Regions from separate parts of the Homo sapiens genome. Here region 2 is linked to region 1. Evidence: chromatin loops called from intact Hi-C (ENCODE). Cell type or tissue: Calu3. All regions are shown on one strand.

Region 1 (5,000 bases):
AGTAACTTCTAGAGGTGTGCTGCACAGCATTGTACAACTTGCAGTTAACAGCACTGCACTGGGCACTTAAAATTTTGTTAAAGAGGGTGGACCTCGTATTAAGTGTTCTTACTACAATTAAAAAAAACAGTTATTAACTTTTTCAAGATACCACATACATGTAGGTCTGAGATGACACTAGCTGTGTGAACTTGGGCTAGTCGCTTAAAGTTGCATTATAGGTGTGTTTAAGTTATGAGATTTCAATTACGGTTGACAGAGACAGAAGAGTAAAAAGTAAATGATGTGAGTGATCCTATCTACCTGCCCATCTAGAGAGCACACACTTCTGAGTGAAGTTGAAAAGCAAGATGTGAATCTGCTGTTCCTTCAGTTTGTCTGAGTTCTCACATGGCTCCAGTAGTGTGAGCATCCCCAGGCTGGGTGTAACTTTATTGTTTAAAGTGTATTATTTAAAGTCCATTTGTTTTGTGCAACATGTCATCTTCCTGAAAGCCTGCTACCTAATCTGGTGCTCAGCCAACAAAACAGTGATTTCTTCCAGTGCTGCAAAACTTAGAGGATTTTTTTCTAAAAAAAAAAAAATTGATTGCAAAGGATTTATCTCATGTGAAATTTAAGATGTTATTCCATCGTATGGTCTTGGAGTGAAACTTCCTCATCTGTAGAATGGGGCTAATAATGTCCATTTTACTAATCTCAGAGGAGATTTAGGTTAGGAAATGTCCTGAATGCACCTGGGGTCCTTTGGATGCCCTCTCTTTCAGCCCCATTCCAAAGCTTTTTATAAAATTCTTCCTCAAAGCTCTAAGGGTTAGTGTCCTGTGAAGATGTGGTTAAGAAAACTGATGTGAAGATGTGGTTAAGAAAACTGATGTGAGGCTGTTTAAAAAACTACTCCCATTGCAGGGATACAGGATTTTTGGAATAGCAGCCTGGGCCTTGGAGACCTGCATTCCAGTTTGTTCTCTCTCACTAATGACCTCTGTGTCCTTGGACAAATCACTTCATGTTTCTGGGCCTTAATTTCCTTACCTGTAAAAGGTGGAGATTAGGTCAGATGCTTCCAGGGCCCTTTCCAGCTCTAACATTCTATGATTCTTTCATATGGTTCATGTGTCAAAAATGTCTTTTGAAGATACTATAATGATTATAATTATTCCTCTTGCTTTTATGCGTCATGTCTCTTTTAGATTCATAAGCATCTTGACACCTTCACTCAAAATGATCCACCTCTTTTTATCAGAGTTGCCAAGCTGATCATTGCTGGTGGCGCACATTGTTGCTTATTCGTTTCAGTCTCTCTTGATGAGCTTTATTGTCTTAATAGTAGATGACTGAGTTCTTAAAGCTTTTCTTCCTTTTGCCCTCTTGGTGTTTGGCCTGTTTCAGCGCTCTAGCTGCCTAGCCTGTTGGACATTCTGACCCCCAGTAACTGTTGAGATGAACTTGAATAGATGGTCACTCTTCAATATGTGGCTCTCCCTAAGTAATCCTTACATTCTTCTACCGAGAGAACAGCCACGTCCATTCTCTGATTTCCTGCCTATTTTGCAACAAATCAAGTGTTTTTACCAACCTTTAGACCATCTGCTCCTGTCACCCAACTGCTGGAAGACAGTGTCCTGGCTGCCAATGGACATCCAAGGCTTAGATTTCTGTTCTTTCTCAGCTTTCTGTTTCAATACATTTGACTTTAGAGAAGACTTTGTGGCATGAAATTAAATTTTTTTATTTCAGTAGAAATGTAATGAAGACCCATCATATGACATGCACTGGAGATACGAGTGGGAACCATCAGAGAACCTGAAAGGTGAAAACACTAAAAGAGAAATGGGGAAAAAATAAGATAAAGAGGCATGAGAGTGAAAGGAACAGAGAGACAGGGGTGGGAAGAACATGGGGTGAGACAGCCAGAGAGGGAGAAAGATTGAGAAGATAGATAGATAGATAGATAGATAGATAGATAGATAGATAGATAGATAGATAGATAGAACAAAAGCATAAATGGAAGAGACTAGTTCTATAATAGGATGGCCAATACCAAAATTACAAATTAATTTTCAGCTACAGCTGCCTTTTATCCACCTGAAGACTATGAACATCTATCAACTGCAATCACATACAAATACTCAGATAATGCTGCAATATTTCAACTTTACTGGCAGTCAAGCACTTTCAGATCCATATACTGAAAGGTCAGCCATTCTGTACTACCTGAATAATCTTAGCTTTTTCCTTCTTTAATTAGAAAATTTATACTTGTTTTATTTCACTCTCCTCGGATTTCCTACATCTTGACCTTATCCAAGAGAGGTTGGAGTTATGACCACAGTGAGCTGTAACTGATGGGCAGCCACCAAATTCATTCATAAGCCCTCCACTGGCAAAGCTTCACCTTATTTTTGCATACTTCTATGTTTTTATTTTTAATTTCTTCCTCTCTTCTGCTTCTTTTTAGCTTACAAACATCCTCCAAAGACCAAAACCAAAAAATAAACCCTGTAGTTGATCTTACATTGCCTTAAGACTATCATCATGCCTCCCAGCTTTCCTTCATCACCAAACTTTATGTAAAAATACTACACTTAGTAATTTCACTTCCTCATCTTCTACTCCCCACTTCATAACTTATTATAAAGCTTTCTTTTGTCCATCATACTATTGATTTTACTTTCATAAAAGTCAACAGTGACATTCTATGAGCCAAATCCAATGACCTATTTTTGATTTCTCACCTTTCTGGGTCTCTTCGCAATATGTGACACTGTTGGCAACTTCCTGTATGTGGAACTTCTCTTTTTGCTTTGGAATGTAAACAGGTTTTTCCTTTTGGTGAGCAGGAGTTTCCCTGATTCAAAATGGCCAGCCTTACTGCAGCAACTACATGTTACCTAGTATATAGTCAGGCAGCGTGCCACTCTCTAAAATATACCTATTACTGAGACACCTAAAATTTACCTATTTCCAAATATTGTGATTCATAGCATAGGCTCTGCCAACCTTTAGGCTTTTTGAAGTCCCACCTCTTCCCTTCCCATCCCCAAACTGATAATAATGCAATAATTTGTAGTATGTTGCATTCTTTCCTCATTTTGAACCCCAAGAGCCTATTAGTATACCAGGGATTTGAGACAATTATTTTTTTAAAAAACTTGAATAATATTTGTAGTTGCTTGAGATAAGATTTCACAGAGAATTGAAAGTGTAGTTTAACACCAACTTCTAGGAATCTTAGTACCTTCAATGATAATAACTGTGTATATCAGAAAAAAAGAAACTATTATTTTAAAAGTCCCTCCTCACTTTATGCAAGGAGAAGAGAATACATCCTACTCTGTCATTACTTTAGCATTTGTAAATTGGCAATTATCTTCTGTCTTGTGCTTTAATATTGTTTGTCCTCAACTAGGATATAAGATTTTTGTTGTTATTTTTGTTATATTTGTTATTTTTGCATTTTATATACATATTCCTGTTATTAAATTTTACAATGCTAAAAACATGGTAGTTATCCTCAAGGTGTCATGAACTTTTCATAGCAAAGTTATGTTGATTACTTGGAGGAAGTTGACCAGAAGTCAGCAAGTCATTTATCTTTTTAATGATGATGATGATGATGATAATACATTGCTAAGTTTTAGTTTTTCTCATAGAACTCTTTTTGATATTTTTGTTTTAGAATTATAATTGGGGCCGGGTGCGGTGGCTCATGCCTGTAATCCCAGCACTTTGGGAGGCCGAGACAGGTGGATCTTGGGAAGAGATGTGTACAATCAGCTTTCTCTAGCCAATATAAGCCACGTCTGCCATACTGCTGCTGCTATTTCACAGAGTTGCAGTGAGGATTTTTTTAAAATCCAAGTTATATAGTAAGCATCAATAAACGTAGTTCTAATTTTATTATTATTTTTAGCCTAATGAAACTACCTCCTCACTTGAGAGAGTTCTTCAACAAGTCCTCATTACACATTTTTCTGCATCTAAACATTCAGGTTTCAGTACTATCAAAGGAACAATAAAGCAGCGTGATCTCATTTACTGCCTTATTCCATATAATAATTGGCTTGCTACATATTATAATTAAAACAAAAACTTAATACCTTAATCCCTTAGGGAATATAGTAAAAAAGTGTTAAAATATTTGCCTCACAGAATTCATGATATGATGAATATTAAGTGTTTTGAGAGTTGAGTATAAAGTTATTTTGGATTTTTGTTTTGTCATCATTAATTACCAACTTCTATTGATAGAAACATCTGGGAATATTAAGAATTTCCATTGATATTTGTGATATAATGAACAACGTATGACTGATTTAATTTATTGTGGCTAAGCTCGCATGTTTAACGCCAATAAAAGAAGTAATTGTACTACATGCCTTTAGAGGATAGAGCTTAATGGTTTACTTACATAGGGTTGATATTTTGTTCATGGGGATTTGAGGAATGTTAATTGTTGTCATTGTGAACATGTTTTTTTAATGAAGTCATCTTGGTGTCTTACATTGGATATCTTCTTTTATCTGTGTAATCTCAGTGATAGCCAAACAAATCTTGAAACCTTTCTTACTGTGTTCTATGCTCCACTTACTCACATTTTTAAAAACTTGCTAAACATTTGATATGAAAACAAAGTTAGGCTTGGAACTCTATAATTTGTGAAGAAAAGTTCAAGTGCCATAAAGTTGTTTCACTATGGGGAATGCAATGAAATTGGATATAGTGTGTGCCATGTTGTTAAAAACCCAATTAATATTCTATTTATATTATCTTTAATCAAATCTTCGTAAGATTAAATATGAAACCTTTGGCCGGGTGCCGTGGCTCACGCCTATAATCCCAGCACTTTGGGAGGTCAAAGTGGGCGGATCACGAGGTCAGGAGATCGAGACCATCCTGGCTAACACAGTGAAACCCTGTCTCTACTAAAAATACAAAAAATTAGCCAGGCGTGGTGGTGGGTGCCTGTAGTCCCAGCTACTCAGGAGGCTGAGGCA
Region 2 (5,000 bases), 53 kb before region 1:
GAAATAAGTCATGTAAATGTGCAGCTAACCTTGATCTTGGCATGATGAACTTTCTTTCATTCTCTCCCTCCACTGCCGCAATTATACTTGGTCCTCTGGGGTTCATGTAAATTTCCATATTCTGTTACTTAAGTGGCTGGAATTTGCTCTGATGTCCACGCAATCATTCAGTAATCTGTTCTCATAAACAGTTCTTAAAATATTATGGTTAATGAAAAGTGTCGTGTTAAATCTGGCAACTGAACATTGTATAAAGCAGAAGATAGCAATATTTGATAAAATTATTGAGTTCTATGAGTATTCTTAGAAGAATCCTATTTAATACTTAAAATATTTGAATGTCCTTAAATCAGAGACCTGTCCTTAAATCAGAGGCCTTAAAACAGAAGACCACGTGATGTCCATTAATCTCAGAGGAGTCTCAACTTAGGAATCTCTAGTTTACCCATAATGCTGTTAAACATGCCAGGCTGGGATTAAGTAGATCCTTCACAGCATCAAAAATGCAAACTTAATATATCAGTTTATGTAGGATATGAAATTACTGATCTTACTCCAAAATTGAAAGATTACACAGGACTTCATCTATAGATGTGAGAAGGATAGAATTGCATTATCAGACACAAAGTTATGTGTTCAACATTTTATTTTTTTCTATGATGTTTGTCAAATAAATAAATTTTCTACCTCCTTTTGATATATGAAGTGTCAAGTCCCAGCAGTAGCCCTGCCCAGATGAGTCATTGGCTGATGTCAGAGCAACAGTGTTGATGCTGCATTGTCACTGCTTGCCCAAGATGAGGTCCACAGCCCACAGCTTAAGGAAACCTCGAAGTCATTCAGTCATCATTTTAAATGATTTCACATTTGAGAATTTGCTGTATTTTAAAAAGATCCCAGGTTAGATTTCACAGTCTGTTGGTAACTACTTCTAAGGTCCAAACCTCAGGGGAAAAATGTCCTCTTAGATCTACAAATTCCACTTATTTAGTCCCATCCTTTTTCTGCTCTGCAGAGAGGAAGGGTCAGGTCATAGTCATATGTATATAAGTACATAAGTATATTACATACCACCTGTTTTGTTACAGCAGGATTCATAAGTAGAGTTGTCAGATTCAGCAAGTAAAACTACCAGACACTTTGTTAAATTTGAATTTTAGGTAAACAAAATTTTTTTAGTATAAGTATGCAATATTTGGAATAAGACCTTCTAGGATCCAGCCTAGTCCAATTAAAACCTCTGGGGGTGAGGGCCTGAGCATTGGTGATTTTTTAAAGCTGTCTAGGTGGTTCTAATGTTTATCCAGGATTGAGAACCACTGTACTGGATCAGTGCCCAATCCAGCCATCAGCATCACCTGGAAAGCAGTAACTGCAGAATTGTAGACTTCAAACACAGTGAATCAGAAATTCTAGTGGTGGGATCCTGTGATCATTTTTTGAAATCAACACTCCAGGTGATGTTGATCCATGTTAAAGTGTGAGGACTTCTATTCTATTGGAAAGACAGATGTTGATTAAATGGTCATGTAAATATGTCATAGCAAACCTTGCTAGGGGCTGGCAAAGAAGTGTACTGAGTGCTGGGAAAGGGTATGACAGAGAAACTAGATCCAGTCTTGAGTAAAGTGTGGTGTAATTTGGAAAGGTGTTCCTGAGGAAATGGTATTTGAGTAGAGCTATGAAGGAGTAGAGATTATTAACTAAAGGTCTGTGGATGGTGGGGCACAGCATACCCAAAGGAAAGAACAGCAGGTGCAAAGGCCACAGGTGGGAAGAGGCTGGCTATGTTCTAGGAACTGAAAGAAAACCTTGGAGTGGCTGGACTTGGAATCAAGAGGGAAGGGGATACGGCTAGATAGGAGACTAGAGCCAGACCATTCAGGATATTGTAAGTTTGGGGCCTTTATCCTAAGTGAAAGGAAAGGCATTGAGTGTTTTAGGCTGAGGAGTGATTCCACAAACCTTTCATTTTAAAGAGATCACTCTGAGGTCAGTATGGAGAAAACACTGGAGAGCCCAGTAGGGGGTTCAGAAAGATTGTTCTGTGGTTAAAAATTCTGATATGGCAAGGCGTGTAAGGTGTCCAAAGTACAGGCGGGCATCGGCAACAAGAAGGAGCCAGATGTGGGGGGATAAGAGTTCAGGCTGTGAGTCACATTGACCTGCTTGTAGATGCAGTATTCATCTCTTAGTTATGTGCCTCAGCCAAGTCGTTTAACCTCTCTAAGCTTAATTTTCTCATATATGACATGATGATGATAAGGTTACCTTCTTCATAAGATGCTGGGTAGCCCTGATAATTAAAGGAGGAAGTGATTTATGTAAAGCCATTAGCACATAAAAAAACACTCGATAAAATTAGCTTTTCCAGATTATAATCTTGGAAACTGAAGCAGACCATTTCCTTAGTCCAGGGCTTATATACACTTCCTATAGGGGGAGCAAAAAAAGAAAAAACCAGTTCTGAAATGTAATTAATCTGGGATATATAGGTTGAGATGACTTGAGGAGACTTGGCTGAATTAAGGAACTATCATTTGTCATTGCGGGGAACCATCATTTGATGGTTTGTCAGTTTGTCAGAACTGACAAACTGTCATTTGTCAGTTCCTTTACATAAGGAAAATCATTAAAGATCATTCCTAAGTGTGTTGTAAGCACATTTTGAGAGAACATATAAAATGCATATATCATATTGCCTCAGATTTTAGCTAGTAAGACAAACAAACAAAGAATAAAATTGTTACAAATTATTTAAGAGACCTGGTCTTCAAGACATTTCCTATGGTAACTTTGAAAGCTGTAAAAAGTCGATTTGTACTTGAATTAGAATATATTTTGATTAGCCTGAATTGCACCTAGCCTTCCTCTCACAGGCAACCCTGTATCATTGGTTTAATGGTCCAAAGACACTTTTGAGCTTGGGCAGAGCCCATCAGCGACTTCCATAGCTCAGGTCTTACACTAGATCCTTTGCATTTTTATAGGACATATGTTTTATATGGATGTATAGGTAGGTGAGATATTTTATTAAGTTCTGATAATATCCAAATAATATTATGTGTATTTATGTGACAGTAGTAAATAACTTTAAAAGTAAAATTTGATAATATGCCTGGATATTATATAACAAAGTTAATTTTCATGAATAATGTTTAGAATGGAAAGCAGGAGGTAAAATGTCTTTTTAAATAAAATGGCCACTTTTGAAAAAAAGCACATTAATTTTTGGGGTATTTGATCTAAGTTTAACATATTCTTTACAAGTTAAAAACAAAATTAAACATTTAATTTGATTAGGGTAGGAAAGTAGAGGAAAATTATAGAAGGCATAATTTCTACATATTGCTGCTTTCTGGTAGTTAGTAGTTATGGTAGGGTCAGGCTAAAGTAATGTGGCACTTTTTGACCTAGAACAAAAGAGTTATTGAATACATAATCTATCATTAGTCTCTGACTTTTTTGATGGAATGTTAAGCAAATGTGGTTTATTTGGCATTTCCCCAACATATCACAGGATTAATGTGCAATATGTTTAACTAGCTGTGACAAATAAGGCAGAGTAAAGCATTTAGTAAGTCTAAATAGGTACTTCTGAAAGTTTTTTTCCTACTTGTAGTAGTTATTTTAATTGTACTAATTACACTAAAGTTACAGCTACTCTTCTTTGAATGTAAAATGTGTGTATGACTAGCCAAAATGTCCATAATTATACTTAAGATATTGCTGTAGAAATGTAGTTCCACTAACATTACTACAGCTTTTTATGCAAAGCCAGAATTCTTTAGCATGCATGCCTCACTGACCAAAAATAGACAAATGCCTAATAGCCAGAAATACGTTAAGACAATAGCTATGCAAAAGATGACTGTAAGCCAGCAATGCCTGATTTGAAATACCTCATTTTACTTGTCAATATAAGAAAACATGCTGCCCTTGGGAAGTGTGATGTTTAATTATGGATATCTCTTTGTGCATCCCAGAAAAAAAAATGATTCTCTCTTGTCTTTGACTTTGAATTCCAGCTCAATCATGTAAATCTTCAAGGCTCATTGTGGTCGCTCAATGAAGGATTATTTGAATATCCTTTCATACAAAATTGTTCCTTTTCCAGGGCTGAAATGCATTTACTCAAGATTTAGAATTCTGGTTATAAAAGATAGAGATTTTACCCAATTTTTTATATTCTGGCTCTGAAACCTGAGAATCAGGTTTGCAGGTCTGATGAATGCAGCCAAATTTCAAATTGTTAGACCTTCCATAAATTAAGGTCTTTGTACTTCCTAGATAATCTTGCTCAGCTAATACATCAGCCATTATAGCACTTTTTTACTTAAACTCTTGTAATTTTCTATGTGTTTCATTTCTTTGTTCTGTAATAATTAGGAATTCTAAATACAATCATTTAAGTTAAAAAATGCTTAAAAGGCTGGGCACAGTGGGTCACGCCTGTAATCCCAGCACTTTGGGAGGCCAAGTGGGGCAGATCACAAGGTCAGGAGTTCAAGACCAGCCTGGCCAACATAGTCAAACCCCATCTCTACTAAAAATACAAAAAATTAGCCAGGCATGGTGGCAGGTACCTGTAATCCCACGTACTTGCAGGAGAATCACTTGACCCGGGAGGTGGAGGTTTGCAGTGAGCCGAGATCACACCATTGCACTCCAGCCTGGGCAACAGTGCAAGACTCTGTCTCAAAAAAAAAAAAGCTTAAAGTGACAAAATTTGATTAAATCCAAGTTGGGGGGGAATGTAGTGAACAGGTGTAGGAATTTTTTCTTTGTAATTTTTTCTCTTAAACATTCAGCTATTCATGTCATATTTTTAATAGAGATTAAGCAATTAACATAAAACTAGTATTTTCAACACTATCTTTAAAATATAGTATTGGAAATTTTTTTTTTAATTATACTTTAAGTTTTAGGGTACATGTGCACATTGTGCAGGTTAGTTACATATGTATACATGTGCCATGCTGGTGCGCTGCACCCACTAA

The links. Peaks named below come from ENCODE experiments on the same cell type or tissue, not always from the same donor. Only the 100,000 strongest peaks of a DNase experiment are listed, where the experiment ranks them.
Region 2: it touches region 1 in a loop (2.8-fold over the local background); 1 of 110 quality-filtered maps calls a loop at or near these places.

Annotation. Positions count from the first base shown.
Region 1 is chr7:103,859,405-103,864,404 of GRCh38, reverse strand. All of the region lies in intron 2 of RELN (reelin), which reads left to right. Among named protein-coding and RNA genes, the nearest start is that of RELN, 130 kb to the left of the region's middle. In Calu3, no CTCF peak of the experiment used is centred here; no DNase peak of the experiment used is centred here.
Region 2 is chr7:103,911,914-103,916,913 of GRCh38, reverse strand. All of the region lies in intron 2 of RELN (reelin), which reads left to right. Among named protein-coding and RNA genes, the nearest start is that of RELN, 75 kb to the left of the region's middle. In Calu3, no CTCF peak of the experiment used is centred here; DNase peaks (open chromatin) are centred at 763 and 2,113.